Regions from separate parts of the Homo sapiens genome. Here all the other regions are linked to region 6. The links are chromatin loops, found by intact Hi-C in ENCODE. Cell type or tissue: GM12878. All regions are shown on one strand. Region 1 has its middle 14 kb from the start of SEC61B. Region 2 has its middle 44 kb from the start of SEC61B. Region 3 overlaps MSANTD3 (Myb/SANT DNA binding domain containing 3). Region 4 overlaps INVS (inversin). Region 5 has its middle 32 kb from the start of SEC61B. Region 6 holds the start of LOC105376174 (a long non-coding RNA gene). Region 7 has its middle 140 kb from the start of NAMA.

Evidence for each region. Peaks named below come from ENCODE experiments on the same cell type or tissue, not always from the same donor. Only the 100,000 strongest peaks of a DNase experiment are listed, where the experiment ranks them.
Region 1: a loop joins it to region 6, with 2.5 times the contacts of the local background. A loop is called at or near these places in 25 of 110 quality-filtered maps.
Region 2: it touches region 6 in a loop (4-fold over the local background); 20 of 110 quality-filtered maps call a loop at or near these places.
Region 3: a loop joins it to region 6, with 4 times the contacts of the local background. A loop is called at or near these places in 11 of 110 quality-filtered maps.
Region 4: it touches region 6 in a loop (4-fold over the local background); 21 of 110 quality-filtered maps call a loop at or near these places.
Region 5: a loop joins it to region 6, with 3 times the contacts of the local background. A loop is called at or near these places in 20 of 110 quality-filtered maps.
Region 7: it touches region 6 in a loop (4-fold over the local background); 3 of 110 quality-filtered maps call a loop at or near these places.

The regions. Positions count from the first base shown.
Region 1 is chr9:99,233,964-99,237,963 of GRCh38, reverse strand. No RefSeq gene overlaps it. Among named protein-coding and RNA genes, the nearest start is that of SEC61B, 14 kb to the right of the region's middle. In GM12878, no CTCF peak of the experiment used is centred here; DNase peaks (open chromatin) are centred at 1,883 and 2,657; H3K4me3 peaks cover 458 bases; H3K27ac peaks cover 3,783 bases.
Region 2 is chr9:99,264,248-99,268,247 of GRCh38, reverse strand. No RefSeq gene overlaps it. Among named protein-coding and RNA genes, the nearest start is that of SEC61B, 44 kb to the right of the region's middle. In GM12878, a CTCF peak has its summit at 1,522; a DNase peak (open chromatin) is centred at 1,567; H3K27ac peaks cover 504 bases.
Region 3 is chr9:100,435,864-100,439,863 of GRCh38, reverse strand. All of the region lies in intron 1 of MSANTD3 (Myb/SANT DNA binding domain containing 3), which reads right to left. Among named protein-coding and RNA genes, the nearest start is that of MSANTD3-TMEFF1, 4.0 kb to the left of the region's middle. In GM12878, a CTCF peak has its summit at 1,811 (motif pointing right); a DNase peak (open chromatin) is centred at 1,812.
Region 4 is chr9:100,214,267-100,218,266 of GRCh38, reverse strand. The region is part of intron 3 of INVS (inversin); the gene reads right to left. Among named protein-coding and RNA genes, the nearest start is that of INVS, 120 kb to the right of the region's middle. In GM12878, a CTCF peak has its summit at 1,899 (motif pointing right); a DNase peak (open chromatin) is centred at 1,886.
Region 5 is chr9:99,252,005-99,256,004 of GRCh38, reverse strand. No RefSeq gene overlaps it. Among named protein-coding and RNA genes, the nearest start is that of SEC61B, 32 kb to the right of the region's middle. RefSeq lists enhancers at 1,627-1,686, 1,817-2,376. In GM12878, a CTCF peak has its summit at 1,726; DNase peaks (open chromatin) are centred at 1,964 and 2,564; H3K4me3 peaks cover 730 bases; H3K27ac peaks cover 2,252 bases.
Region 6 is chr9:99,182,911-99,186,910 of GRCh38, reverse strand. LOC105376174 (a long non-coding RNA gene) reads right to left here and starts at 2,588. Exons shown (of 2, transcript XR_930169.3): 1 at 2,509-2,588; 2 at 1,375-2,317. It also overlaps the pseudogene RN7SL794P. RefSeq lists an enhancer at 2,000-2,209. In GM12878, a CTCF peak has its summit at 2,131 (motif pointing left); a DNase peak (open chromatin) is centred at 2,142; H3K27ac peaks cover 1,943 bases.
Region 7 is chr9:99,512,107-99,516,106 of GRCh38, reverse strand. No RefSeq gene overlaps it. Among named protein-coding and RNA genes, the nearest start is that of NAMA, 140 kb to the right of the region's middle. In GM12878, no CTCF peak of the experiment used is centred here; DNase peaks (open chromatin) are centred at 826 and 2,206; H3K4me3 peaks cover 70 bases; H3K27ac peaks cover 1,193 bases.

The DNA.
Region 1 (4,000 bases), 51 kb before region 6:
CTATCATGAGAACAGTGCAGGAAAGACCTGCCCCCATAATTCAATCACCTCCCACTGGGTTCCTCCCATGACACACAGGAATTGTGGGAGTTACAATTCAAGATAAAATTTGGGTGGGGACACAGCCAAACCATATCAGGACACAACAGAATCACCAGAGGAAAAAGACATGGGTGGAATGGAGAAATCCATGCACAGTCTTCCTATATTCTCTCCCTTCTGTAAGGAACACTGCAAGCAAGTTCCTTTCTCTAGCAACAATCAATGCAATAATGTTTCTGCCAGGAAGCCTGTTAGAGACTCAGCACCCAAGGTTTTTTTGTTGGTGGCTGGCCACATGGGCCTCTTCTGCCTGGCAACTACCAAAATTCCAGACTCTCAGAGGAATTACCTTCCTCAGAAGGAAAGCTGGTGTACTGGATAAACCACATTGTCAATCAGCCCAATCAGCCTTATCAGTTAGGGAATGATTCAAATGCCAAGTTTTCAGACACCAGCCAAGGTCCAACCTTGCAAACAGAACATTCTAGAAATAGCAGGGTCTGGCTGGCTATGATAACTCTTTTCAGCACAATGACCAAGTGGAGTTCATTTCAGGAATGAAAGAATACACATAAGTGATCACTAGAATCTGGCTCCCTAAGCTGCTATGTGTAACAGCAAATCCCAGCTGGCTGTGCCTTCACTGGTCCAAGTTCTATACATGGTGATGTGAATGCCATCAGCTCTGCTAAGCAAACTGGTCACTACCAGATTCCCTGCTAAAAATTTACCATCAGCCAAGGTCTTCTTGGCTTCTCAAATCAGAACACTGGATTTTTCTCAGTTCACCTGGAGATGAACAACTAAAGATGACTAGATCCAGACCAATCTAAACAGAAACAACGCTTGCCTCATGCATAAAGAGGCCGACTTTTTATTTACAATGGAGGATATATCCTTCTAGTGAGCCAAAATGCTTGTGTTTCAAATGTGGGGTACCACCTTTCTCAAGAGTAAGATATCTGGAAAGCATAATCAGTCATCAGAAAATTGCTTTAAGCCAGGCATGGTGGTTCACACCTCTAATCCCAGAACTTTGGGAGGCCAAGGCAGGGGGATCACTTGAGGCCAGGAATTTGAGATCCTACCTCTACAAAAAACAAAAAAAAGTTAGCCAGGCATGGTGTTCATGCCTGTAGCCCCACCTACTCAGGAGGCTGAGGCAGGAGGATTGCTTGAGCTCAGGCAGCATGTCTTCTGATATAGCTTGGATATCTATATAGTATCCCTGCCCAAATCTCATACTGAAATGCAATCCCCAATGTTGGAGGTGGAACCTGGTGAGAGGTGATTAGAGTATGGGGGTGGTTTCTCACAATGCTATAAAGAAATACCTGAGACTGGCTAATTTGTAAAAAAAAAAAAAAAAAAACAAACAAACAAAAAAACAGTTTAATTCACTCACAGTTCCACGGCTGTACAGGAAGCATGGCCGGAGAGGCCTCAGGAAACTTAGAATCATGGCAGAAGGCAAAGGGGAAGCAGGTACTTCTTACATGGCCCGAGCAGAAGGAAGAGAGAGGCAGGGAGGTGCCATACACTTTTAAACAACCAGATCTCACAATAATTTACTACCACAAGAACACCAAAGGGGAAATCTGCCCCCAGGATCTAATCACCTCCCACCAGGCCCCACTTCCAACACTGGGGGTTACAATTTGACATGAGATTTGGGCAGGGACACAGACCCAAACCATATCACACAGTCTCAGGTATTTCTTTATAGCAGTGCGAGAACAGCCTAATACATCCTCTATAAAAAGAGGCACTGCTATGCAAAAAAGAACAGAATGAAGGGCTCTGTGGTTTCTCAGGGCCTTCCAGCTCTACAGCTGTGACTGTGCATCCCAGCAGGTGCTAGCACACACACGAAAAGGCGTACTTCCCCAGACACAGTGCAGACAACGCAAAACAAATAGTACCCTGGTTACAACTTCAAAGAAGAGAAAGGGGGACAAATTTAACACACCTGTTTGGGTGATGGGCCTAGAATAAAGTATATGCCCAGTGACCCTGGCCCCACATTGTGATTTCTGCTTTGGGCTCCTGCTTTAGGGAGTGGAGACTCCCAGTTGAGTGATCTCAAAATCTGCTATGTAGCAGCTGCAGATTCCTTCCAGGTGCCCCTGATGCATGTTAAAGTTTGGGAACCACTCATCTAAGCAGCAAGTTGCTCTATATTCTACAACCCAGACCAATTTAGATAGATCCCTAGAAGAATGAGCATGTTTTCTTACTGGCAACTGTATTATTGAGTAGAACAGGAAAGACAATAGAGCACGCAACTACGTGATTCATTATCTACGATGCGTGTGACCAGAGTCAATGGGAAGAAAAATGAGTATGCATGTTTGCAGGACTAATTTAATCTTTATATATGTAATTCAAATTCTTCCCCTCATGTCTTCATTTGCTTTCTGAGGCATAAACTTCTAGACCTTTCCTTAAAATGGAGCAATCCAGACTTTGTATGACTATACCTTTGATTCCAATTTGGTGCATTTGCATGTTTTATCTTATTTTAATGCCTTCAGCATGGGAAAGAGACCCAGTTGTCAGAGTGACCAGGAATAGCATTTCAACAGTTTAGCCCTTCTCAAACCTTAACCCTACTTGGTCAATTTCACTGTGTTCCAGGCTCACCTAACATTTGTGGTCACAAAAATGCAAAACACTGCAGTTCTGCTAGCTGCTTCTCCCTATTTTGTCTCTATAAAGTCTCATGAACTTGACTTTCTCCTAAAGTTGCTAACATAATTGATTTTATTTTTACTAGCTAGTCTTGCTGTCTTCACTCCTTCCCCTTTGATTAACAATGCCCACTATTCAAAGCCTACCACTTAGTTTACCTACTTCCAGAGCCTACCCTCTAGAGACGTCAACAGGCTTATGCACAGGCTCAAAATTGGGTTCATAGTGCAGTACTGGGAAGAAGCCCTGATCTGGAAACAGAAAAGACTGGTTCTGGCCTCTGTTCTGCTGCAAACCTGCTGCACAATCTCAGGCAAGTCCCTTCCCCTCTCTGGGCCTGTCTCCTCTGTCATACAATGGAGAAAACCCAGTGAACTCGCAGCCCTTCCAGCTAGGGCATCTCAGGATTCTCTGCTTTTCCTCTGTTGGACAAGCGATCACACAGTATGGATTTCCTGGGGACAGTGCCAGTTTTGCAATCCCTGGCACCACAGCCCATACACCATGAGCATACTAGTTCTTAAACTGTGGTCCTGACTATTTGATTTCACCAATGGCAAGGGGGTTTGAGAGGGCTTCCTACTGGTTTTTCCATAATCACATAGCCATTTCTAATTTGTAGCCCCAGATAGGAATAGGATCCTAGTATACAAATGCCCAGTCCATTTAAGCTAATGACCTTGCCAGGTCATTTCTAAAACCCCAATAAAAGGGCATGGCACACAGTGCCCAGTAAATGTCTGCTGATGCCTAAACACTATGCTTTCTCTATAACTGCAAGAGCTCCATAGAATGAACAAAGCTCAGAAGGACTGAAATACAAAAACCAATTCCTTCTGCAGAATCTAAAACCTCAAACTAAAGCTATTTAAGGCTTGAATTACATCAAACAATAGTGGGGCATATTCTTGGGACTGTTATTTTTAAAGGCACTACCTTTCAAGCTCTATTGTTGGGATATCCTTCCCTCACCCCAAATACTTAAGATTCCCATCTACGTAACTCTAGTAGGTCAGTCAAAGATCTGCAGTGAAATCCCAGCTCTTCCACTTATCAGCTGAGTGGCTTAAGCTTCAGTTTCCTCCTGTGTAAAATGGGGCAAAGAGCAAACTCCTCATTAGATTGCTTATTAAATAAAAAAACCGTATCTCTAAAATTGTTGCAAATGCGCACTTGTTAACTGTTAGTCAAGGAGTTAAGGATGATCTACCCCAAAATATGCCGATTTGATATATTGATTATTTAAGGAACTGTAAGCACTTAAATA
Region 2 (4,000 bases), 81 kb before region 6:
GCATGTCTGAGCACTCAGATAAAAACAAATTGCCGGGCGCAGTGGCTCACACCTGTAATCCCAGCACTTTGGGAGGCCGAGGCGGGTGGATCACCTGAGATCAAGAGTTCGAGACCAGCCTGGCCAACATGGTGAAACCCTGTCTGTATTAAAAATACAAAAATTAGCTGGGCATGATGGCAGGTGCCTGTAATCCCAGATACTCGGGAGGCTGAGGTGGGAGAATCACTAGAACCTGGGAGATGGAGTTGCAGTGAGCCAAGATCTGGCCATTGCCCTCCAGCCTGGGCTATAGAGCAAGATTCTGTCTCAAAAAAAAGAAAGAAAGAAAGAAAGAAAGAACGATTGATTAACAGTTGATTTACTGAGTCACTTTTTTCAGGATCTTTCCACATATTGTCGAATTGCCTTCCAAAAAAATTCTACCATTTTATAATAGACCAGCGATAAATGAAAGCATCCATTTTATGCCCCAGGCAACATTAGGTATTATTAATTTTAAATCCTAGACCATTTAAATGGGTAAACAATATATATCATAATTTTGTTTCATTTTTATTATACAGGAGAAACAGAACAGACTTTGGTTCTTCCAAAAATTTTAACGAAGCCTCTATCATACTCCCGGCACTCTTGTGGGGGCTAAGGATACAACAATGAACAAGACAGACCCAACGTGAACCTCTTAGGGCTCACAACTTAACATAAGGGGTACATTGAACACAAATTAATGAATTCCAATTGTATGTTCTATAATAAGCATTTGTAGTACTTAGTGTTTATTGACCCTTTTTAAGGTAAAGCACCAAGAACTTATTGAATCTTCGTGACAACGCTTTTACGTAGGTACTATTATTATTTCCCTTTTACAAATGAGGAAACTGAGTCACCGAGAGGTTAAGAAATTTGCCCAAAGTCCTAGAACCAATAAGTAGCAAAGACAAGATTCAAATCCAGTCAGAGCAGCCCCAGTGCCCTTAACCACTATACCATAATGCTTTCCTTCTGCTAGAAGAAAGACGTGTGGGCTGCTGTGAGATGCTGAAAAGAGTGAAAGAAGATGCAGAAAAATGAAACAAAGCAGATGTTAGCCAATAGTAAAAGGGAATAGAGATGGCAGGAGTTCACTTGGTCAGCAATATTGCCATGAAGTGCTGAATTGTATCTTTCCTCTTTTTTTCAGAGGAGTAGGTGAGGGTGACACGTGACAAAAATCAGCAGGTAGAACATTGGACAATAAATCAACCTGGAACAGTCCAAACAGGAAAGGAGTAGCCTAAATTCTCCTGCTAGGAGGCAGAGGAAAGAAGGGAGAGACCTCCACCTCCCTAGGCCTCAAGGAATCGAAAGATACATTGTTCAGTAGCAGCAGTCAAAACTGAGACGATAAGGAGAAAACGAAAACTTTTGCTTTTCCAGGGCTCCTGGCCAAATACCTCCCAGTGCGGTCTGAAGCCCCCGCTGGAGGCACCTGTGGTTTTGCAGACCAGCGGGCTCCATTCTGGTGGGCTGCAGCGCCATCTAGCAGGCGTGAGGCTGAACGGCGTCATAACAACTGGCAGTCCAAGAGTCCTTGAAAAAACAAGGACCCACGTGGCTAGCACCGTGCTAAGGTCACTGTGGTGAACAAACAAGTCTCTGCCCTTGAGAAGTTCACGGTCCATCTCGGGAGACAATCACAGACTCTAGAGCAGAGACCTGTGCAAGTGTGCAGGAAACACGGAGGGGCAAGGCTGACCTTACCTGGAGTTCAGGGAAGGTTACATAGAGAATGTGCTATTCAAATCAGCTCTTCAAAGATGAGTCATTATTAAAGATGAGTACAGTAGTAGAAGATGGAAGAAACTTCCAGGCAATAAGACTGGAAGCTCAAAGGCCCAGAGTTGTGAAAGGGTGTAGCGCATTCAGGGAAGACTGGAATGTCCAAATCACAGCCGAGAGCAACTTGACAATTTAGCCTAGTCATTTTAAGAATTACATTACTGAGATTTGAGCAAGAAGGGGGCTTTGTGCAGATTTATATCCTAGGCTAGGAGTGTCCACATTGGAACCCATGACTCCTGACTCTCGTTCCCATGTGCCTCCCACTGAACCATGGAAATGCAAGGCCAGCCACCTCCATCCAGCTCCCTGGGAAGGGCCACATTCACATGGCAGGGACCACTAGTGAGGCTGTGTGCATAGAATTGAGACCTTGAACTCAAGAAGAAGACACACCTGCACTCAGTAGCTCCACCAGTAGCTATGTAACTTTCATCAAGTTACTTATTCTTTCCGAGTGTCCATTTCCTTATCAGTCAAATGGGAAAGATGACAGCCCTTACCTCGTACAGTTGTTGTGAGAGTGGAAAGAGTGAATTCACATTAAGGGCTTGGCACAATGCCCAGCACATGCTAAATGCTTGATAATGAGATATTAAAGACCATAATTTTAATATTGTCACTTTTTTATTGTACTATTTTGGTTTTATTTTTTTACTCAGAAGTATGATTATTGATTTTTTATTTATAATTTTTACTATTTCTTATTAAGTGTTGAGAACTGGGGCCTTTCTGGTTGCATAAGAACAAACACAGAAGCCCCAGTCCTATTTTCAAAACTTGAAGGGCTGTGCTGGAACGAGGGAGTAGAGGTGGACTGAGGTGCCCCAAGTGCCAAGCTGGGCACGATGGCTGAGAGCTGCAGGATGGAAGATTTCGGTCCAATGTAAAGGAAACCTTGCGCACTCATCAAGGGGCCTTGGGAGGAAGGTATTTATTTGTTATTGGAAATGTTCAGTCTAAGACCAGATGACCATTTGTCAAGGCCACCTCCTACCTTGCATAGGGCAGGAAGTCACCTAGTCCATGGCACTATCTGATGCTTTAAACATCTAATTGAGCTCTAAACATCTCATTGAGCTCATATTCTAGGGGAATATGATTTGTTAGGTCATCCAGGAAGACGGCTGTCTGTTTATAAATTTCAGTCATAAGCAATGCTCGAAGAAGTCAGGATCCATAACACATAACCTTGTATTTCAGAGTAATTTGTTAGATTTTAGCTGGAAGCATGAGGAAGAGTCTGAGATGCTCGTGTCAGGCTAGAGACCAGGGAAATGGGCTAAAGGAAGAGAAGGCAGCTCAGCTTACCCTCAAATGCTGCCCAGAAAATGTGCTTTCATTCTGAGAAGACGTGCACGGCTGTCACAACCCTGAGAGCCATTAGAGCGTAGAGGTACCTACTGTCTTAAAATAATTCAATAACAAAGCACACAAAATGCTCACTATTCAAACATTTATACAGGGTCTGCTATGTGCAAAGCACTTGGAATATAAAAGTAAATCTAGAGCCGGGCACGGTGGCTCATGCCTGTAATCCCAGCACTTTGGGAGGCTGAGGCGGGCGGATCACCTGAGGTCAGGAGTTCCAGACCAGCCTGGCCAACATGGTGAAACCCTGTCTCTACTAAAAATACAAAAAATTAGCCGGGTGTGGTTGCAGGCGCCTGTAATCCCAGCTACTCTGGAGGCTGAGGCAGGAGAATCGCTTGAACCCAGGAGGCAGAGGTTGCAGTGAGCCGAGATCGTGCCACTGCACTCTGGCCTGGGCAACAAGAGTGAAACTCCATCTCAAAAACAAAAAGTAAATCTAAAAAGCAGATAGAGCTAAGAAGGTTATAGTCTAGAAGAGGCAATAAGACCTGAGTAGAAAATAACTGCAATCCAAGGTAGAAAATGCCTAGTGTTGTGAAAGAGGCACATGGGATTGTATGGCTTTCACAAGAGGAAGCACTGGAGGAAGGTTTTGCAGAGAAAATGACATCTAAGCTGGGCCTTTAGTAACACAAAAGACTTGCACCCCAAATGATGGAAGGGAATAACATCTCAGGGGAAAAAGTAGTGTGGGCAAAACTGCAGAGTTCCAAAAGCATGGGCTGAAGAATTGGAAGTACAAGTAGGTGGCGCCCCCTGTGACTGGAGCACAGGGAGTGTGGAGGGGGTGGGGCAGGATGTAAGA
Region 3 (4,000 bases), 1.3 Mb before region 6:
GCAGTCCATTTAAAACTGACCAATCATGTCAAAAAATTAGGAACTGGGCAGGCGTAATGGCTCACACCTGTAATCCCAGGACTTTGGGAGGCTGAGGCGGGCGGATCACGAGGTCAGGAGATGGAGACCATCCTGGCTAACACAGTGAAACCCCGTCTCTACTAAAATTACAAAAAAAAAAAAAAAATTAGCTGGGAGTGGTGGCAGACGCCTGTAGTCCCAGCTATTCGGGAGGCTGAGGCAGGAGAATTGCTTGACCCCGGGGGGCGGAGCTTGCAGTGAGCTGAGATCGCGCCACTGCACTCCAGCCTGGATGACAGAGCAAGACTCTGTCTCGAAAAAAAAATTAAAAAAAAAAAAATTAGGAACCAACTTGAAAAGAGCCCCACAAGCCAAAAATGGAATAATTTGAAATCAAAGGTCATATGTACACAAGGATTCATTATTTTCTCAACCTTTGTTATGTTTTAAAATTCCATAATAAAAAATTAAGCAGGGGAGGCTGTGACTTTTAAGTTTACAGTACACTAATTTTGAATCACACTATTTCAAGCCGGCTACTCACGCACTATGCCTGGGAAGGGGTTTCTGTAGTTGTGAATGGCTGAAATCTGTTTGACTGAGGCTGGAGAGGACTGGGCCAGATCAGAGACCCTTCAAATTGACGCCAAGGAGTGTGGTCTTTACATGAGGGTGACAGAACCTGATCACGGTCTCTCACTACGCACTGCCTCATCCTAAAAGTTGTTATTAATAGAATGAAGTACGAGGGTAATCCGTATCTCCAAATACCAGGTACCCTGCTCTACATTCATACTGGACACATCAGGTATCAGACACTGGGAGGTTCGGACACATGTCAAAGGTGGTTTGGCCCTCAGATCCTGAGCAAAGCTAAATGAGCGGACATTTATCTTTGGGGATGTGTCCCTATAATGCTAAATTCCCATGCTTCTGTTTTGATCATGTTGCTCTAATATCCATACAATGATACCCAATCCAGGCTCCTTCTTCCTCAAAGGTCCCAAATTAATTTTTTACCTTCACCCATACTTTTATTCCCTATGAATCAATGTTCCCCAAACTGAAATTTATTAACATACACCCTGTACAATATCTCTCTTCTGTATTATCTCTATCTGCCAAGATGTCTATGTCCAGCTTAACTTTCTGTAGTTTTTGTTAGGAAATCAATAGGTACACTGCCTGTTCTTAAATTACACAGCTTACACAGCAGATTCTGATCCAATTCCCTAACCTCAATGTCTCTGCTCCAGATGTCAATATGCCAACTTTCCCCACTTCTAAGAATTGCTGCTGTAAGGATTAAGAACTCTGATTCACAAATGAAAAAAGGATTACTCCCCATTTTGTTGTTATATGTAATGCTCTTTTACATATACATTATATGTGTGTGTACACACACACACACACACTTTCTAAATAAATCTCTTTTTTCTATTTTAGTTCTTCAAGATAAATTCCTAGGACTTCTCCACCAAAAGATAAAAACACTTAAGACTTATGTTATATCCCCAACTTGTCCTTGTAAAATGTTGCACCAATTACATTTCTATTAACAGCACATGAGCATGTCCATCTCCCTATTTTGTTTTTTTATTCTGTGCCAACTGTGGAAGTAAAAAATGTCACTTCATTGATTAATGATATATGAATTTCAGCTCTGAGGTAAGTAAGCCACACTCTGAACAAAGGTCCTGTGATCCTTGGTGGGACTGAAATTACATGGAATTAATTCCAAGCAATGTAATTCTTCCTCAAGATGTGTGCAGTACCTCTAGCTGCCACTAGGTGGTGGTGGACTTGTGGGGAGTCTAAATTTCACAAAGGTTCTTGCCCTACATGTGGCCAGTTGAGTCTCAGAGTAATAATAATGATAGCAATAATATAATAGCAGATAACTTGTATTGAGCCCTTACTGTAGGCGTAACAAATGTTTAATATGCACAATATCATTTAACCCTCCCAAAAATAGCCTCTGAGAGCACAGTTTGTTATACTTCAATGTTTTCTGTTAAAAATACATATACATATGCATGTATATATAAATTTACATATATAAAGTACCAGAAGAAATTATACGACTGCTCTTAAAAGCAAATGCTCAGAATTACCAACACCTGGGGACCATTAATAGCCTATTAACTAAACTGTTATTTAATCACTAGCTAAGTAAATCCAAAGTTACCAATTTACTTTGCTTAATTTTGTAGAACAGCAGGCCTCACTGGGCCTTGCGGTTGCATTCTGCCTGGCTATAAAGGGATTCTGATACAAGGCAATGTACCCCAAAGGTTCCTTATGGATTTTCAACAGCCTTGTGAAATAGGCTGTTTATCTCCCTTAACCAATTACCATTCCCATTTCCCAGATAAGAAAACTGTGGCTCAGTAACTTACTCTGGTCACAAAATAGTAAGTGGTCTGACTTACTCCAATGCTCATGCTCCTCTCTGCTCTGCTTAGCTCTCTTGTTTCAGACCTAGTGATAGCCTCTATTCCCCTCCTCAAAGTATGGGCATTAACACTCTAATCATCAGCCGGGAAAGGGCCCAGGGTAGGGCAATTTAGGTGGAGTGTGTCTCCATCTGTTGGCTCTTCCCCCACTCATTTCCCTCCCTCCATCACCTCCTCTCGATTTCAAACTTAGGGCCCATAATCCTCCCACGTGTACCTTCCTCACTCTAACCAGAGCTCTGAAATAATTTCCGCCCTTGATCCAGTAAGACTGTATGTTTGGGCCAGGCATGGTGGTTCACACCTGTAATCCCAGCACTTTGGGAGGCCGAGGCAGGTGGATCACCTGAGGTCAGGAGTTCAAGACCAGCCTGGCCAATAAGGCGAAACCCCATCTCTACTAAAAATAAAAAAATTAGCCAGGCGTGGTAGCAGGTGCCTGTAATCCCAGCTACTCAGGAGGCTGAGGCAGGAGAATCATTTGAACCTGGGAGGCGGAGGTTGCAGTGAGCCAAAGTCGAGCCATTGCACTCCAGCCTGGGCAACAGAGTGAGACTCTGTCTCAAAAAGACTGTATGTTTGAAAGGTAACTGTGGAGATCTTTTGGAGCTTTAACATGGTCCATGCCTCCGGGGAATGCTGGCATTCCGCTTGAGCACAAAAACAAATACTTCCCAAAGAGGTCTCTCCAGCAAAGCTTATTAATGCTTATTAATAGAAACTTTGAGGCTAGAAAGGATACTCTTGTTTAAAACTATTCATCAATTGTCCATAATTGTTTATAAATGACAACATAAAAAGCGTTCCCTGCCGCATCAACTTTTATTAGGGATAGACTGGACTTCCCTGTCCCCAATTCTGCTCAGGAGCCATTATCTCTTGTGTCTGCTGTTCTGCTAGACAGTATATGATCCATTCTTATGCATGGTTGTAGGGCAACAAGCAGCCCAGTGACCCTCACAAAGTAGGCGCTCAGTAAACATTTCATAAATGCAGATATTTTGATATAGGCATAAAACAGCCCACCATGCACACAGCATCATACATGACAAAACAGTACACTAAAGGCTGCATTAGCTGGGTATGGTGGTGTGCCTGTAGTCCCAGCTCCTTGGGAGGCTGAGGCAGGGTGATCACTTGGGCCAAGGAGTTAGAGGCTACAGTGAGCTATGATTGTGCCTGTGAACAGTCACCCCACTTCAGCCTGGACAACACAGTGAGACCCCATCTCTTAATGAAAAAAAGCTGCATTAAAGTAGAAATGGTCAAATAAAATAGCAAAATCCAGATGCAACAGAAGTTCCCCTTGGGCTAGGCAAAGACCCATAGATAGGCCTAAATTAAAAGGCACAATTCCAACACCCATAGAAGAACAAGAAGGAAACAATTAGCACAATTTCCAAAACACTAACATTGACTAAACCACCAGAATACTGTAATGCATACATTTACTATCCAACTTAAAACAAAAATTCATCTGTTTATGGACTAAATGTCTGTGTCCTCCCAAGATCCATATGTTG
Region 4 (4,000 bases), 1.0 Mb before region 6:
ATATTTTCTGTCACTGTACTTGGAGAGAAAAACAATTGCTCACTATATATATATAAATGTTCACTATATTTTTTTGTTCATTTACAAATTGGTATAAAATTTTGGCCTAGAAAGATAACTATATTTATAATAGCACACACAAATGTAAAGTAGGTACTCTGTCATAGTTCATTTTAAATCCTAAATATATTATATACCCAAAATACATTACTTAAAATTGAAATGGAAAAATAGAAACATGATTTATTAATTATAATTATAGCTATATAATTATGTATTTATAAACTCTCAAGGCATTTACTGTATTAATTTGTAAAAAGAATTACTATCCCTAGGAAGTATATAGGTCGCAAATATCAGTAATTTCATTATATCAAACTTTTCTGTAGTGGTTGCAGACACAAATGAGTTTTGGAAATACCACAATAGTGTTGGGAGAGGCAATCTGCCCTGGGCCTTGAATGTCCCTGAATGTACTTACTGGGTATGCCAAGAATGCAAAAGCTTGACTCCACTTTACTGGGACCATTTTCCAGAGTGGGGTTTGCAGTGAGCAATCTTGAGTGACGAGGTAATGTCACCCACCAGGGCAAAGAACAAGCAGGCTTGCTTACTACTCTATTTACTAAAAGCTGGAGATTCCCAAAATCTAGCACTCTTCAGATGTCATGCAAACCCACTGTGTGCTGGGCCCATCTGAGTCCTCCATATTGCCCCCATAATCCTTGGAGGGGAGGGAAACTCATGCAAACAGATAAGTACTCCTAGCTCCTAGCTATGCCATTAGTAATGACGCTTTTCGTCTCTGATGGGAGTCTTGTGTCTTCTGCCAGCATCTGCAGCTAACTTATTACCTTGTAAATAGGGTTAATTAAATGCCAGAACTGACAAGACAGTAAAAGATGATAGGATACTGACAGAGACATAGTTTTCCTTTCTTTCTTCCTTTTATTTTTTTGAGACAGAGTCTCACTCTGTCGCCCAGGCTGGAGTGCAGTGGCGCGATCTTGGCTCACTGCAACCTCTGCCTCCCGGGTTCAAGCAATTCTTGTGCCTCAGCCTCCCAAGTAGCTGGGATTATAGGTGTGTGCCCCCATGCCTGGCTAATTTTTATATTTTTGGTAGAGACGGGGTTTCACCATGTTGGCCAGGCTGGTCACAAACTCCTGACCTCAAGTGATCTACTCACCTCGGCCTCTCAACGTTCTGGGATTACAGGCATGAGCCACTGCACCCAGCTGGAGAGACATAGTTTTCTTGAAGAGTAAGGACAAGAACCCTAGAGGCCCATTCTCAGGTATCCTTAGGTTCAAGGGTGAGAAGACCCCCTGAGATCATGCCCAGGTGGTGGGCAAGGTTAAGGGGCGAGTGACCCCAGTATTCTCTCTGTTAATGAGTCTGAATGGTGAGAGGTGGGATTAAAGCAAGCCACCCAAATAGTGCCTTTGTTTTTGCTCACCTTCCTCTGGGCAGGCAAAAGAAGGAATGGTACATGACCACGGGGGCAGCAAGCTGAAAGACCATGTGGTTGCGGCTGCAGGGCCAAGAAATCTCCAAAACAGAAATAAATGGAGAGAACAATGAAGATTTTGCTATTTGACATGGATCTTTAGGTGGATTGAAAACATTAGAAGTTCATTTGGTTGAGACATGAGTGAGCAGGTGCTCAAAAGTGAATGTGAATGCAAAACCTTGCCTAATAGGACAGAGTCAACTGTTCTATGTATCTGATTCCTGCTTTAGCCTGACTTATTTGACATTGAGGACAAAGCACTGGGTATACAGGTGGCCACTGTCTGAAGCAAAGCTGCTGGCTTAATGGTCCCTTAAATGCCTTGGCCTGGTTTGCTGATGCTTTGGCTAAGTTAAAACCCGATGGTGTCCAGTAGGGGGCAGTAGCTGTCCAACCTCAATGACAGCTCCAGGAGACTGAGTGGTAATGACCAGTTAGCCCAATGGGCTGAAATGAAAAGCCATCACCCTTACCTTAGGCAATACTCCCAAAGACTAGCCGTATTTTTACTGATTCTTGGTCTGCTAACAGTACTGTAGTCACCTGGTCTGCCACTTGGAAGACTACAGTTGGTAAATTAAAGATATTCCTGTTTGGGGCCACAAACTACAAACAAATTGTGGCTGCCAATCAGACACTTTGGGTCACTCACATAGATACCCACAGTAACAGTAAGGGCCTGCTCTCTGATAAGACCGACTGAAATCAAGTCGCTGAACAAGTCTGTATTGCCTGGTCACTGGGATTTGCCACTAGGATCCATCACTGCACTAGATAAGGCAATGAACCCACCACAATAGAATGGATACAAAGTAAAAGGTATGTTTTTCATGCAGAAGATACCACTGCATACCAGACTTATGTATCTTGCCCAGTTGGCCTCCTTTTCTTGTGGTGAAGGAGTCCACATTACATGGAGGATTGCCCTTGCCCCTTCCCAGCAGGGACCTCTGTCACCTCCTCTTGGGCTCACCTCGTGCCTTTCCACCATAGACATTTTTCAGGTTATGGTGTTGCTGCTCCACCATATGGAGTTGCTGCTCCAATCTGATTAGCCTATTCAAGCTATAGCACTGAGGACCATGTTTTGGGGTTCCTAGACCTTCTATAGTCTGACCATGATATGCCTAACAATGAGCCAATAGTTAGGTACTTAATGGACATTCCATGCTTCCTACCATCCTCAGGTATCTGGAATTGTTGAGAGCTTGGAAAGGCCTTCTTGAAAATCAACTCAAAAATGTTTCTGGCTCCACCTCTCTTACCTCCTCCTGGTCCACACTCCTGTATGAAGCAGTTTGCTTACTAACTGTGGCCACCTTCAGAAAGGGTTCATTTCATCCTTGTAGCCTCCTGGGAAATAATCAGGACAAAAGGAGTGGGGGATTATATACATCTGTTTTGAAAATTTGGGATTCTGCCTGGCCCAACCCTGGTTATCTTGCTTCTTTCTTTTTCCCAAAAGCAATCTCAGGATGGTTTGTTTCATATATCCCTTGGGTGGCAGCCAGCCAAAAGGGGGCTTAGAGATTCAAGCTTAATTTGGGTTTACCCACCTGGATTCATTTTGTTCAACTGATAAGGTCCCAGATCATAAATATCCATAATGACCATCTGATTGAGTGCCCTGCTCACTGAGTCATTCTATAGTGGTCCATATAGGCCAAAATGGAAGACATAATAGGTTTCTAAATTTGTCCCATATGTACTTACCCTTCTATAAGCTACAGGCACAAGTAGGGGATGATTGGAGAAAAGGCGAAGTTATATCTACTGGAATGGGACACATTAACTATGTGGCCAAAGAAGGAAAGCAACAACTTCAGCCCCTAGGAAGGAAACACATGAGACCTCAGGAAGTACAGGGATGGGGAGGACAATTAATACTTTCTTTGTCCTCTGGATCCGCAAGTGCATCCTGGCAAAACAAATATATAGTGAGCTACCTGAATCAAACAGCAGCTGAGGCCAGCCATCTGACCTGCGTCTGTTTTATCTCTGACCATGTGCTTGCTATGAAACAGAAAAATTCACATGGGCATTGGTGGTTCTTAATTCTTTTGCTGTGCTTGATACCATCAATGACAGCTCCTGAATGTGGACCCCGTTGTATACATGGAAGCAAAGGGACTGGCACAACCTTATTTTAATCTGATGTACACAAATCCATATGCTTCTTCTGACATGTGAGCAGCTTTGGATTATGCCATGCATGGCAACTGAAGTAACAACTACTTAGTGATACTGCCCATGTGGCTTAGACAAATCAATGTAATGGTTGATCCAAGTTTAATGACAAATCCTGAAATAAAGTGACTCTTTATTTCAGCCTCTTTAGGCTACATGTTTGTATGTAGGAAAGAGTAGGCCATGGTGTATTCCACCTTTGAGCTTGGGGGTTGCTTTTTGGCCCCTGTAATCTAGCGCCTCCTGTAACTATCTGCAACGAGGCCAAAGATTAGCATGTCAGTCTAAACTCCCTTGCAT
Region 5 (4,000 bases), 69 kb before region 6:
TTCTGCAAAAGAAAAGAGTGCAAAGACCTCAGCTCCCACTTGTCCCAGTTTCAACCTTACCCATGTACAGAGATCATGATCTCAGCCATGGTAGTCACAAACAGAGCTTACAAGGGCAGCGGGTACAGAGAAAAGAGTTCTGGTCAGGAGCCAGACTAGCCTTGGCTCAAGTCCCAGCTCTGCCTCTTACCATCTTCATCTTTATCAAGATACCTTGCCTCTCTGAGCCTCAGTTTTCTTGTCTGTAAAATGAATCTGCAAGCCCCTGCCCAACCTCCTCATAGGGTTGTGACAAGGATCAAATGAGGGAGAAGAACAAGCACCTTGGAGGCCATAAGCACTTTTACCTTATCCTTATGGCAAGGATATGCTGAGGATTTCCAACTGTAATTATTTTTACCCCAGGAAGAACATGAGTAACACAATTGCATTCCATAACAAAGGTCTATTCAACAAATGTTCACTGGACACTTACTGTGAGCCAAAAACTGTGCCAGATTCTAGAGGTGCAAGCATATATAAGACAAAATTCTGTGTCCTCTGAGACTCACTGGAAAGACAACCAGTAAATTATTCAGTAAAGCAGAATGTGGTACACAGAGGTGTGTACAAGTTACAGTGAAAGCACAGAGGAGAGTGACTAGGGCTGGAGGAGGCAAGGATGGGGGCATCAAAGGAGGCAGCATTCAAAGAGAGTCTATAAGAATGAAGAGGAACATTTACAAACCTAATAATAGACTGTTGAAATGCATGAGCCAAAATGGACACAATGGAAGGGAGAAATAATACAATAACAGTCAGAAACTTCAATATCCCACTCTCAGTAATGGATAGAACAACCAGACAGAAAACAGGTGAGGAACTAAAGGGCTTGAACAACCCAAGAAAACAACTAGATCTAACAGACATACGCAGACCACTCCACTCAACAACAGAATACACATTCTTCTTATGCACACATGGGACATTCTCCAGGATAGACCATATGTTAGGCCACAAATTAAGTCACAATAGCCAACAGAGATGGAATCAACCAGAGTGTCCATCAATGGATGGATACATAAACAAAATGTGGTATTTACATTCAATGGAATGTTATTAAGCTTTAAAAAAGGAAGGAAGTTCTGACATGCAACAGCATGGATGAACTTCTAAGACTTGCTAAGTGAAAAAGTTACAAAAAGATAAATACTGTAAGATTCCACTCATACAAGTAACTTAAGGTAGTCAAATTCATAGAGACAGAAAGTAGAATGGTAGTTGCCATGGGGTGGGGAGGGATGGAGGACTAGGGGGTTATTGCTTAGGGGGTACGGAGCTGTAGTTTTGAAAGATAAGTTCTGTGGATGGATAGTGGTGAAGGTTGCACAGCGATCTGAATGTACTTAACGCCACTGGACTGAACACTCAAAAATGATTCAAATGTTAAATTTGATGTTACGTTAATTTTACCACAATTTTTTTAAATAAATACTTTTTTAAAGAAAAGAATGAGGAGAGAGTGTTCCAAGCAGTCCAGATTGGGAAGAAAAATCTAGACAAGAGAAACAGCTTATGCAAAAGCACAGAGATACAAAAGTGACTAGTGTTCTCTGGAAACAACAAAGGCATCCCCATTGTGTAAGACACACAGCGTGGCCACAGTGGGCTGGAAAAGTTCCCTGAATACCCTGCTAGGAAGTTTGGATGCCACTCTGTGGGCTCTAGGGGAATGGCATGGTCACAGCTGTGGCTTAGAACAATCCAACTAGGAGGAGAATGGGGAGGGTGGGTGGCACGAGGAGACACACAGAGCACGATACCACCTCTAGACAGACGTGAAGAGGGAAACCGCCTTCCAGACGGCCCAGCCAACCAGCCCTGTGGCCACCATCCCAGTGCTGCGGTGAGTGACTCAAGCTACTTGCCTCGAGGGGCGATCCACTGAAGGCAAGAGGGATTCCCCTGGAAACTTTGATTCTGCTGAGAGAGAAAGACTGAAACCAAAAGCAGGTGCGTTGGTGGGGCCTTGGGCGTGAAGTGCCTTTCTGCCGTGTCATTCTCCCCACACGGGGCCATCTGTTTGGGTGAGCCCCAAAGCCGATGGGGCCTTGTCTCCCCTGCAGGCCCACCCTGTGGTTTTCACCAACTGCAGGGAGGCAAGGTGGCTGCTCGAATGTGCATCCAGGCAGGAGGAGGGGGTGAGGGCCTCTGGAAAGTCTCTGAATCAAGTAAATGTGGGAAATCCCAGCTCTGTGACTTAGAAACAGGTGACCTTGGGCACTCCCAGGTCCCTATGTGGGCCTCAGTTTGCCTTTCTTAATGTGAGGAGCGTACGAATAGAGTTATAGGCTTAACTCCTAACAAGAAGTTAGACCTATTCTCCTGTTGCTTTGCCCCTCCTGTAAAAGGAGTTAGACCTACAACTCTGTTGGTACGCCCCTCCTCTGTGAAATGGAGGAGTTAGACCTGTAACTCTGTTAGTATGCCCCTGACATTAAGAAAGGCAAGAGGTTATAGACATTAATTACTACACTCATTTAAGTAATTAGACAAGCAAGCATATACACACAGACACATACAGAGACACAAACAGACACACAAGCACACACACAGAGACCACAGAGAGTCCAGAGGACAGGTGATATGGTTTGGATCTGTGTCACCACCCAAATCTCATGTCAAATGATAATCCCCAGTGTTGGAGGTGGGGCCTGGTGGGAGGTGATTGGGTCATGGAGGTGGATGCTACATGAATGGTTAATTAGCACCATGCTCATGGTGCTGTTCTCGTGATAGAGTTCTCACAAGATTTGGTTGTTTGAAAGCGTGCAGCACCTCCCTCCTCTCTCTCTCAGTCCTGCTCCTGCCATGTAAGATGCTTACTCCCACTTTGCCTTCCTCCATGAGTAAAAGCTCCCTGAGGCCCCCCAGAAGCAGATGCTGCCATGCTTCCTGTACAGCCTACAGAACCATTAGCCCATTAAACCTTTTTTCTTATAAATTACCCAGTCTCAGGTATTTCTTTTTTTGTTTGTTTGTTTTGTTTTGTTTGTTTGTTTTTTGAGACAGAGTCTCGCTCTGTCTCCCAAGCTGGAGTGCAGTGGTGCAATCTTGGCTCACTGCAAGCTCCGCCTCCTGGGTTCACACCATTCTCCTGCCTCAGCCTCCTGAGTAGCTGGGACTACAGGCGCCCATCACTACGCCCGGCTAATTTTTTGTATTTTTAGTAGAGATGGGGTTTCACCGTATCAGCCAGGATGGTCTTGATCTCCTGACCTCGTGATCTGCCTGCCTTGGCCTCCCAAAGTGCTGTGATTACAGGCATGAGCCACCACGCCAGGCAGGTATTTCTTTATAGCAGTACAAGAACAGACTAATACAACAGGCAAAGCATTCTCTTTTTTAAAATTGTTATTTTAGGTTCGGGGTATATGTGCAAGTTTGGTATATAGGTAAATTGCGTGCCACGGGGTTTTGTGCACAAATTATTTCATCACCCAGGTAATAAGCATAGTTTTCTGATCCTCATCCTCCTCCCACCCTCCACTCTCCGTCGCCTTGACTCTTAATAGTGGTCTATTTCATCTCACTTTGGCAACCTTAAGTGAGTATCTCCTCTGTGGGCTCCCTTCTCTCTCTCCCTCTTTCCAGCTCCCTTGGTTATTAACCCTTCTGCCTGCTTTCCGGGGTCCATATTTTCTTCCTCTTAGGAGTAGAGGGAGCACTCCAAGGGGCTTTGCAAACTGTGGATGGAAGGAGGAAAATGAAGACAAATCCTTCCCCACCTAACCTCAGGGTAAAAAAAAAAAAAAATCTACCAAAAAAACACACATCTTTGAGTAAAATTAGCTGCCTTTTAGCTAAAACTGGTGTGCTATTCTACTCAAAGCATCACTTGGTTTTTCCAAAGGAAGCGAGCCAAGTACAAAAATATGTATCCTCAAAGAAGAATTTGTTGAAAATTAGATTGTCAAAAGTCAATTTGCCAGAAATGTCAATTTGCCAAACGATTCACTGC
Region 6 (4,000 bases):
TTCCCATCACTTTGGTTCACAACTCAGTTACCAGAACTAATCTCATGGCCCCATCTAACCAGAGAGGGTCAGGAATTATCCAGAACAAAGGAGAACCAGAAATATCTTGGCAAGTGGCACTAATGACTAACATAGTTACCTTTGCAGCTAGACATAAAATAGTTAAACCTCTTTTTCTTGTTCTATCAATGTTAGGCATCATTTCCGGACTCCTCATTTTGTAAGATGCAATTGTTACTGTTACTAGCAGCTTCTTTGCCTTCTATCTTTCCTCCAGCTTTGGTTCCTGACTTCTTTCAGTTCTACTTTTCCCCACCCCAAACCTTTTTTTATTTTTTGTTAGGTTTGCTAACTCTCCCATACATTTCAGTAACCATAATCAGCTCTCTTATGCTCTGCAATTCTATGACTATATAAATATTATTTACTGCAGAGCCAAGCAATGTGCTGCAGTTGTTTCTTTCTTAGTGCATCTAATGTTACAATCTCTGGTGCCACCCTAGGGAATTTTCAGATGGATTCTCCTACACTCCATAAACTTCAGTTTTGCTTTGTATTTGCACTGAAATTTAAAAATCAATGGGAGCGTTGGAAGATGCAGCTGAAGAAATATGGGCCACATAAAGTATTAATGCGCCATGGGAGCCACAAAAGGCCCATGTGCCACCATAGAGCTAACACAGCCTCCATCGGCTGGAGGCTAGGACATCTGAGGCTGAACAAGGGACAGCTCCTGCAGGAACTGAAGGCAGAGCTTAGCATATGGGCCCAGGAGCCAGCACAGGGAACGCAGCCTCGTGCCTGCTCCTCACTGCCAGCCTGTGCTGGCCTCCTCTAATTGGATTGAGTGTTCTGTCATTTTCCCTCAGATGCACTGTGTGGAGAAGGGCCACATGTGCATTCACAGTAATGGTCTCCAACCACTATCCAGTTGGGACACTTTGGGGGCACTATGGAGGTCAGAAACAGCCAAAGGGCAACATGTTTTATTTTGTTTTTTAATGGAATCAGAATCAGAAGTATTAGCACCAATATAGGCTCTGTGCCAGGCACAGTGGTGGCACCCACCTGTCATCCCAGCTACTCAGAAGGCAGGAGGATCACTTGGGCCCAGGAGTTCTGGGCTTTAGTGCACTATGCCGATCAGGTGTCTGCGCTAAGTTTGGCATTAATATGGTGGCCTCTCTGGAGAGGGGGACCACCGGGTTGCCTAAGGGAGGGTGAGCAGGCCCAGGTAGGAAATGGAGCAAGTCAGAGCTCCTGTGCTGGACAATAGTGGGATCAGCCACTGTACTCAGACCTGGGGAACAACATAGTGAGACCTCGTCTCTAAAAAAAAAAAAAAAAAAAAAAAAAAGACAAAAGACAAACGAAAAAGCTCCGTGTGTGTTTATTGGGACAGAAGTGAAGGGAAGCAATGGTTAGAGATTATCCAGTCTGACCCGCCCATTCCACAGATGAGACAGTCGAGGCCCAAGGAATGGGAGGGGCATCTCCAGGTTCTCCAGCATCACAAGCTACTCCCCAGCTCTGCACCAGCTTCCCACATCAGTGACCCCTCTCTCCCTGCCAGCGCCTCCCATGTCAAAACAGCTCAGAGGACGGAAAGCTGGAGATGCTGGACGTGCAGAGACCCACCACCTGCCCGCTGTACAGAGCGAGACACTCCTTAGCTTACACAGCGAGTCGCCGTCAGAACCAGGGCCAGAGGGTCGCCCTGTGAACTGAGACCAACCCTCTCCCCTGCCCTGCCTCCCTCTCGCCCTTGAGTTCTCAGATGTAGGAAGGCAGCTCTACCCTGCTGGCCCCAGAGCGGTCACCGTCCATGGCCAGGAGCCAGCTACGTCCTGTGTGCCCTCCTCACTCTCCGTCCTTCCCTGCAGACGGGAAGAACGCTGGCATCAAACACAGTAGGAGAAGCAGTGATGGCCGTCCTTGTACCGAAGGAGCCATTCTTAAACCACGCTGCTAAAGCCACTTTAAAGGCTTTCAGAGCTCTGGGGCAGGGAGAAGGGCCATCGCCCTTCCTTAACAAAGTCACCTTTCACAACCTCCAGATTCTCCAGGCAGGCGTTTTTGGCTGGCTCTTTGGGAAGATCTTATGTGTGGACCACCATCGCCCTCTTGTGGCCTGTAGGCGAAGTGCTTTACGGTCTTGCTCAGAGAACAAAGGCCGTCAGTCTCCCTCCCTTCTCCTGTCTCTGGCACAGGAAGGGGTGGCTGCGTCAGTTTTTCATTCTGGGGGCCTTGGCCTTGGCTGTTGGAGCTTGATAGACTAATGAGATGTACATCAGCTCAGGAAACAGCTGCTGAGTGCCTGACGGAGGGGTTGAGTCAGAAGGAATGAAGTGAAAAATTGATTTATGTCAGAGGCTTTGGCAGGCATTTGTCTGAAAAATCACTAGCCGCCAGCGCTGCTCCAGTGCTCATGAGGCCGCGCATGAGTGTTCACACCCCCTCAACACCCACCCCACCCACCCCGCACCTCCGCTTTCACTGAAACCTTACTTCAAGGCCCAACTCTCACGCCTCCTCCTCCAGGAAGCCCAGCTTGCTCTCTGCAGCTCCTGAGACTCCAAGAAGAGCTTGCGGCCCACCCCTCTGCTTCCTCCTCTGCTCTGGTTCAGCCTCTGCCACGGTCGGAGCCAGCCGGGACTGTGGCCAATGTCTGCTCAACCTTTGAATCTCTGAGGACAGAGGCTGCATCTTGTGCTCCTAGAGTCAGGCCAGGCCCAGCCCTGAGTGGCTGAGTCTGTTGAATGAGAGAGGTCACTTCAGCCCAGTCATCGCCTCCGAAACCCACACCAAGCCCAACAAGAGATTCAGGCCCCTCTGGAGAAGGTGGGCTTTGTGGGTGCCCTGGCTGGCAGGGCTTTGTGACAGGTTTGAGGATGGGGCCATAGCAAGGGATGAACTGAACACTGACCCCCCCCCCAGTGCTTGTTCCTTCACTTACTTTTCCAACCTCCACTTCCCCAAGGAGTCCCAGGCAATGCCTGTTCAGCTGGTCTCTCCTGGGGCAAGCCTCTGAGGAGGAAAGAGTCCGCTGGACCTGGGGTTGGCTCTGGGGCAGTTATCTTGGTCCCTCCATTTCCTCATCTACCCAATAGCAGCAAAGAATATTGATTGGCATGGTTTGGGAACATGAACAGAGATGACTGCTGAAAACCCATGAGCACCACGGTGAGTCTTTCTGATCATTTCTGGGTTCTGAGCACTGGGTAGGCTGTTCCCACCACATAATCCACTCAACCACTGCTGCAACGGGATGGAAGAGTGGTCCAGAGCCTGGGCCCTGAAGCCAGACTGCTTGAGCCTGAATTCTTGCTCTGACACTTATCAGCTCTGGCACTATCTGCATAGTACCTTAAAAAAGGGAGATAACCATAGCACTCACCTCATAGAAGTATTGTGAGCAGGAAGTGAGTTAACACATCTAAAGGAATTAGAGCAGTGATTGGAGCGTGGGAAATGCTCAGGAAAGTAAGCCCTTGCTGCAGTATTGCATGGAAGCTGCTTGTCTTGAGGTCATCTCCTCCTGGAATGGTGTATCACAAAGACAGATCCGAGTTGCATTTTACATAAAAATCGATCTTTCTAATGCACACACTCGGCATTAGCTTCTTCATTCTGAGGTCAACATGCCACTGGTGTGAGGAAAAACCTAGTGTTTTAAAGACATTTGTTGATCTAATGTCTAATGAATTAATTAATTACTAGGTTGTATTTTTCCTACACAGATTTGCACTACGTGCATGGATGAGGAAGCATGAGGATGCAGTAACCTACAACTGAAATATTGGGCCTGATCTCCAACCCAGGACTATGCCAAGCAGAGGCTAGTGGCAGATATGGGAGCCATATACCCACCGAGAACCCTGAAGACCTTCATGCCAAGCCAGGACCATTTAATGTTTTCATTAATGGCTTGAAGGATGGAATCGAGACCCAGCTAATCAGATTTCTGGATGATAGGAAGCTGGAAGGGATCTTAGCTACT
Region 7 (4,000 bases), 330 kb before region 6:
ATCCGAAGGATGTGAGAGTGAGTGGGCTAAGTAGCTAAGCTATTTAGAGTGAGTGAGTTAAATAGCTAAGCAGTACTCCATTGCCATTCTCTTCCCTCTCTACTCACACCCCTGCCTGGGCTTCTCACAGCTCTGAGAAGCTCTGGAGTACTCCTTTTCCTCCTCACTTGAGACTATCTCAAGAAATCATGGTGTAGAGACACTAGCAGCGTAATCTGTGGACTCTTACATTGTCTTGGTGTTTTTTTCCTTATTAATTCCATGGCCACAGTTTTCTCACCTGTAGCATGGCGGATGATACTGCCTTCTTCATAAGATTAGTCCTTTGAATTTTTTAGAATTTGCATTTCATAGATGCAACAACAGGACCCAAAAATTTAAGTGATTTGTGCAAAGTTACACAGCTAGTAACAGCAATCAGAAATGGAGCTCAGGTCTTCTGTTTCTAAATCCAGTGTTCTTTCCACCAGCAAAGCTTCCCAGCCATGGCATATCGATGGGTCCTCAGTATCCAAAATGTCAGTGTCCTGGGATGACCAGGTAAGGCCTGGGGCTGCAAGGAAAAAGGTTGAGAGGCCCAGAATATAGGACCCTGTAGTTAAAAAAAAATTTGGATGTGCTAATGTTGCTATCACATCATTGAGCATAGGTTTAATTTTTTTATTATTATTTTTGTTTCAGGTTATTTGTTGGAAGCAGAATTATCTACTAGAATTGGCCTAGGAGTGTCACAGCTAGTAGTGTGTGTTAAATGGCACAGCTGTGGTATCATTAGAGCTCTACTTCCCTTCCTGCTGGGCAGCTCAGCGTCATGTGTTCCTGATCTCAGCCCTAGACTCCTGGGGTCACTGTCTAGTCATACTGTCTTTCTTAGTGTCAGAGTCAGCTTATGACACAGTCTCAAGGAGTCACTGCCACCTCTCTTATTTCCATGTCCCCAATTTCAAATTTATTTTATTTTATTTTATTTTTATTTATTTATTTTGAGATGGAGTCTCACTCTTGTTGCCCAGGAAGGAGTGCAATGGCATGACTTCGGCTCACTGCGACCTCTGCCTCCCGGATTCAAGCAATTCTCCTGCCTCGGCCTCCCGAGTAGTTGTAGTTGGGATTACAGGCATGCATCACCACACCTGGCTAATTTTGTATTTTCAGTAGAAACGAAGTTTCACCATGTTGGTGAGACAGATCTCGAACTCCAGACCTCAGGTGATCCACCCGCCTCGGCCTCCCAAAGTGCTGGGATTACAGGCGTGAGCCACCGCGCCCGGCCCCAATTTCAAATTTATCAGAAAGAGCTGCTTAGCTTTCAGTGTCCTAGCATGGACCCTGTTACATATAATGGTCTTTAGGCCACACTCCTTTTAGTTAGAAAACATGAGTGAGTGAGTTGGTATATTCTTCTTCTTCTTCTTTTTTTTTTTTTTTTTTTTGCTTATTCACTGTTAATTCCTCTTAAAAAATCAAAGGGTAGGAGAACTTTAAGCATTTCGAAAGAGACAGCTAATCAATACACATTATTCTCCAAACATTCTAGCAAATTCAAGGAAATTATAAAGTGCCTCCTAAAGACCTCTTCAGATATCTGTGTGCCTGCCCTTCAGAGAGAAAGTTTCCTCTTGGCACATAAAGAAGTCAAATTAGGCCCAGAAGAGACTATCCTTGTTGGAGTGTGAATGTCAAAGAAACTATCTTCAGTAAAAGAGCTTTCTCTCTCAGCATGCTCTGGAGAGAAGAATAACTTTGGTTATTGGTGATGCCTGTGAAATGCGTAGTGAAAGAGTTTTGGGGATCACAAGAACTGATATTTGTATGAAGTCTGAATGTCTTGATTAGTAGGGATTTTAGCTTCTCGCATCCTGGGTAAAGAAACTTTTTACTTCAGAGTGCACTGGGATTTGGAAGCTGCAAAAGGGATAGTACCCAGCCTCTCCCAAGAGAGGTGCTAAGTGCCTTTATCAGGGCTCAGTGGTACCTGCTTGGAAACAATCTCTTTAGATGTATGGAACAAACACTTGCCCATCTCCTCTGCCAACTTCAGAGCAAGGACCTGGTATGACTTTGGGGCCAGGACATTGTCCCCAGCCCAGAGGACAGCCCTGCTTGGAGGATATTTACAAATACTTTCCTGGTGACCAGGTTTCATAGCTTAGAGATTTCAAGAGAATTGGCTTAGAACAAAAGGCAGTCCCTAGGAACTGAAACTTAAAGAGTTTCACAATCGTTAATCAAGCTAAAGTTCACCTTTTCTGTGGGTGGGTGAGTCCCATGATTCCAGCTCAGTCTAGTCCAAATGGCCAGAGTCTCCTTTTGGGATCAAACCACAGCTGAGCACCCTCCCAGTCCCTGAGAGGAGGTCACATCTCTCACAGCCTCCTGAGTGTCAGAGGCTGCAGCCACCGGTGGTCCCTACACCAGTCAGTGTGGTCCAAGCTCAATGTCCCTGCTTATCAGTTTACAGAAATTATTCAGTATCTGTTTATACTGCAAGAACTAGCTCAGAAGCCCTAGTCACCTACCTCTGGGGGATAGTGCAGGAGCAATCTACTCAGCTCAAACACATTAGGAAGTAGCACTGTTTAGAGTATAATTCAAATGTCAATTTTTCCATTTTCCATCTGTATAACTTTGGTCATATACTTAACTTCTGTGAGCTTCAGTTCTCTTACCTATAAAATAGAAATAATATTTTATTTCTTAAATAATATAAATGATATAAAGCATGCACAGTGTTTAGCCCAAACCCTGGCATGGAGTAGGCCCTCAGTAAATGATGGATTTAAACTATGCCAGCAATATAAGACATGGAAGTGGAGGCTTCTCCTTCATTGAATTAGGGCAAGGCCTCCCTTCTTGGGCTTATGCCAACTGGGAGATGGTATTAGATCGGGGAACACCTTGGTGAAATCAGATCCAAGAGAACTAGGCTTGAGTTCAGAGTCCCTCTGGCTCTGAGGAGGTTTCTGTCAGGCCCCATGGCTGTGCCAGATTCTGCCGGAAACATTGTACTTTTTAGTAATTCTTGGTAGTCCATCTCTCAGGACAACCACGTTTTGGTTGATACATGATACATCTCTAAACCCTTGATTATACCAATGATCCAACTGAAAGACAGCTTGGGTCTCCTTATGGGGTCAAGGATGCTTCACAGAGCCTCTTAAAGCATCTAAAATGTACCAGACATTAATCTAAATGCTGGGGATAAGGAGATAAATAAACTAAATGCCTGCCCTCATGGGGCGTATATTCCCATGGGGAGACAGACAATAAACAAGAATGTAATTAATATAATATATAATACAAAAATTTAATATAATATAGTGTTATGAAAAAAAAAAGCAGCCGAGGAGATCAGAAAAGGCCTTTCTGGGGAAGTAATGTTTGAGCAGAATCATGGATTAAGTAATGAAGAAAAGCATTGAATGTCTGCGCTAAAACTGTCCTGTGCAAGTGGAATGACAAGCACCAATTTCCTGAACCAAGAGAGTGGTTGTTGGATTAGAGAACAGAAGGGGCTAAAGTGAGGTCAAACAAGGAGACAGAAGAAAGTGAGGTTGAGGGGTCAGGGTAAGCCAGATCTGCAGGGGTCTCACAGATCATGATAATGTCTTTGGAGTTTATTTTGAATGAGACAGGAAAACATGGGGGGTCTTTGTGATTGATCTGATTAATGTATTTAAATGATCACTCTGGTTGCCATAGGAAGAATAGACAATCAGCTGGTGAAGGTAGAAAAAGGAAGACTGGTGAAGACCCTTTTGCAGTGTTCCAGACAGGGGATGTTTGTGGGTTGGGGGAAGGTGGTATTGGTGGAGATAAGAACTGGCTGTGTTCAGGATATATTTTGAAAATGAAAGTGATAGTCCTTGTGGGATAGATTGGATATAGATATCGGGGGAATGGAACGTAAGAGTCAACGATGAGTGCCACTTTTTGATCTGAGAACCTTGATGAATGGAGTTGCTATTTATTGGGATGAGAAGAACTGCTGAAGGAATAG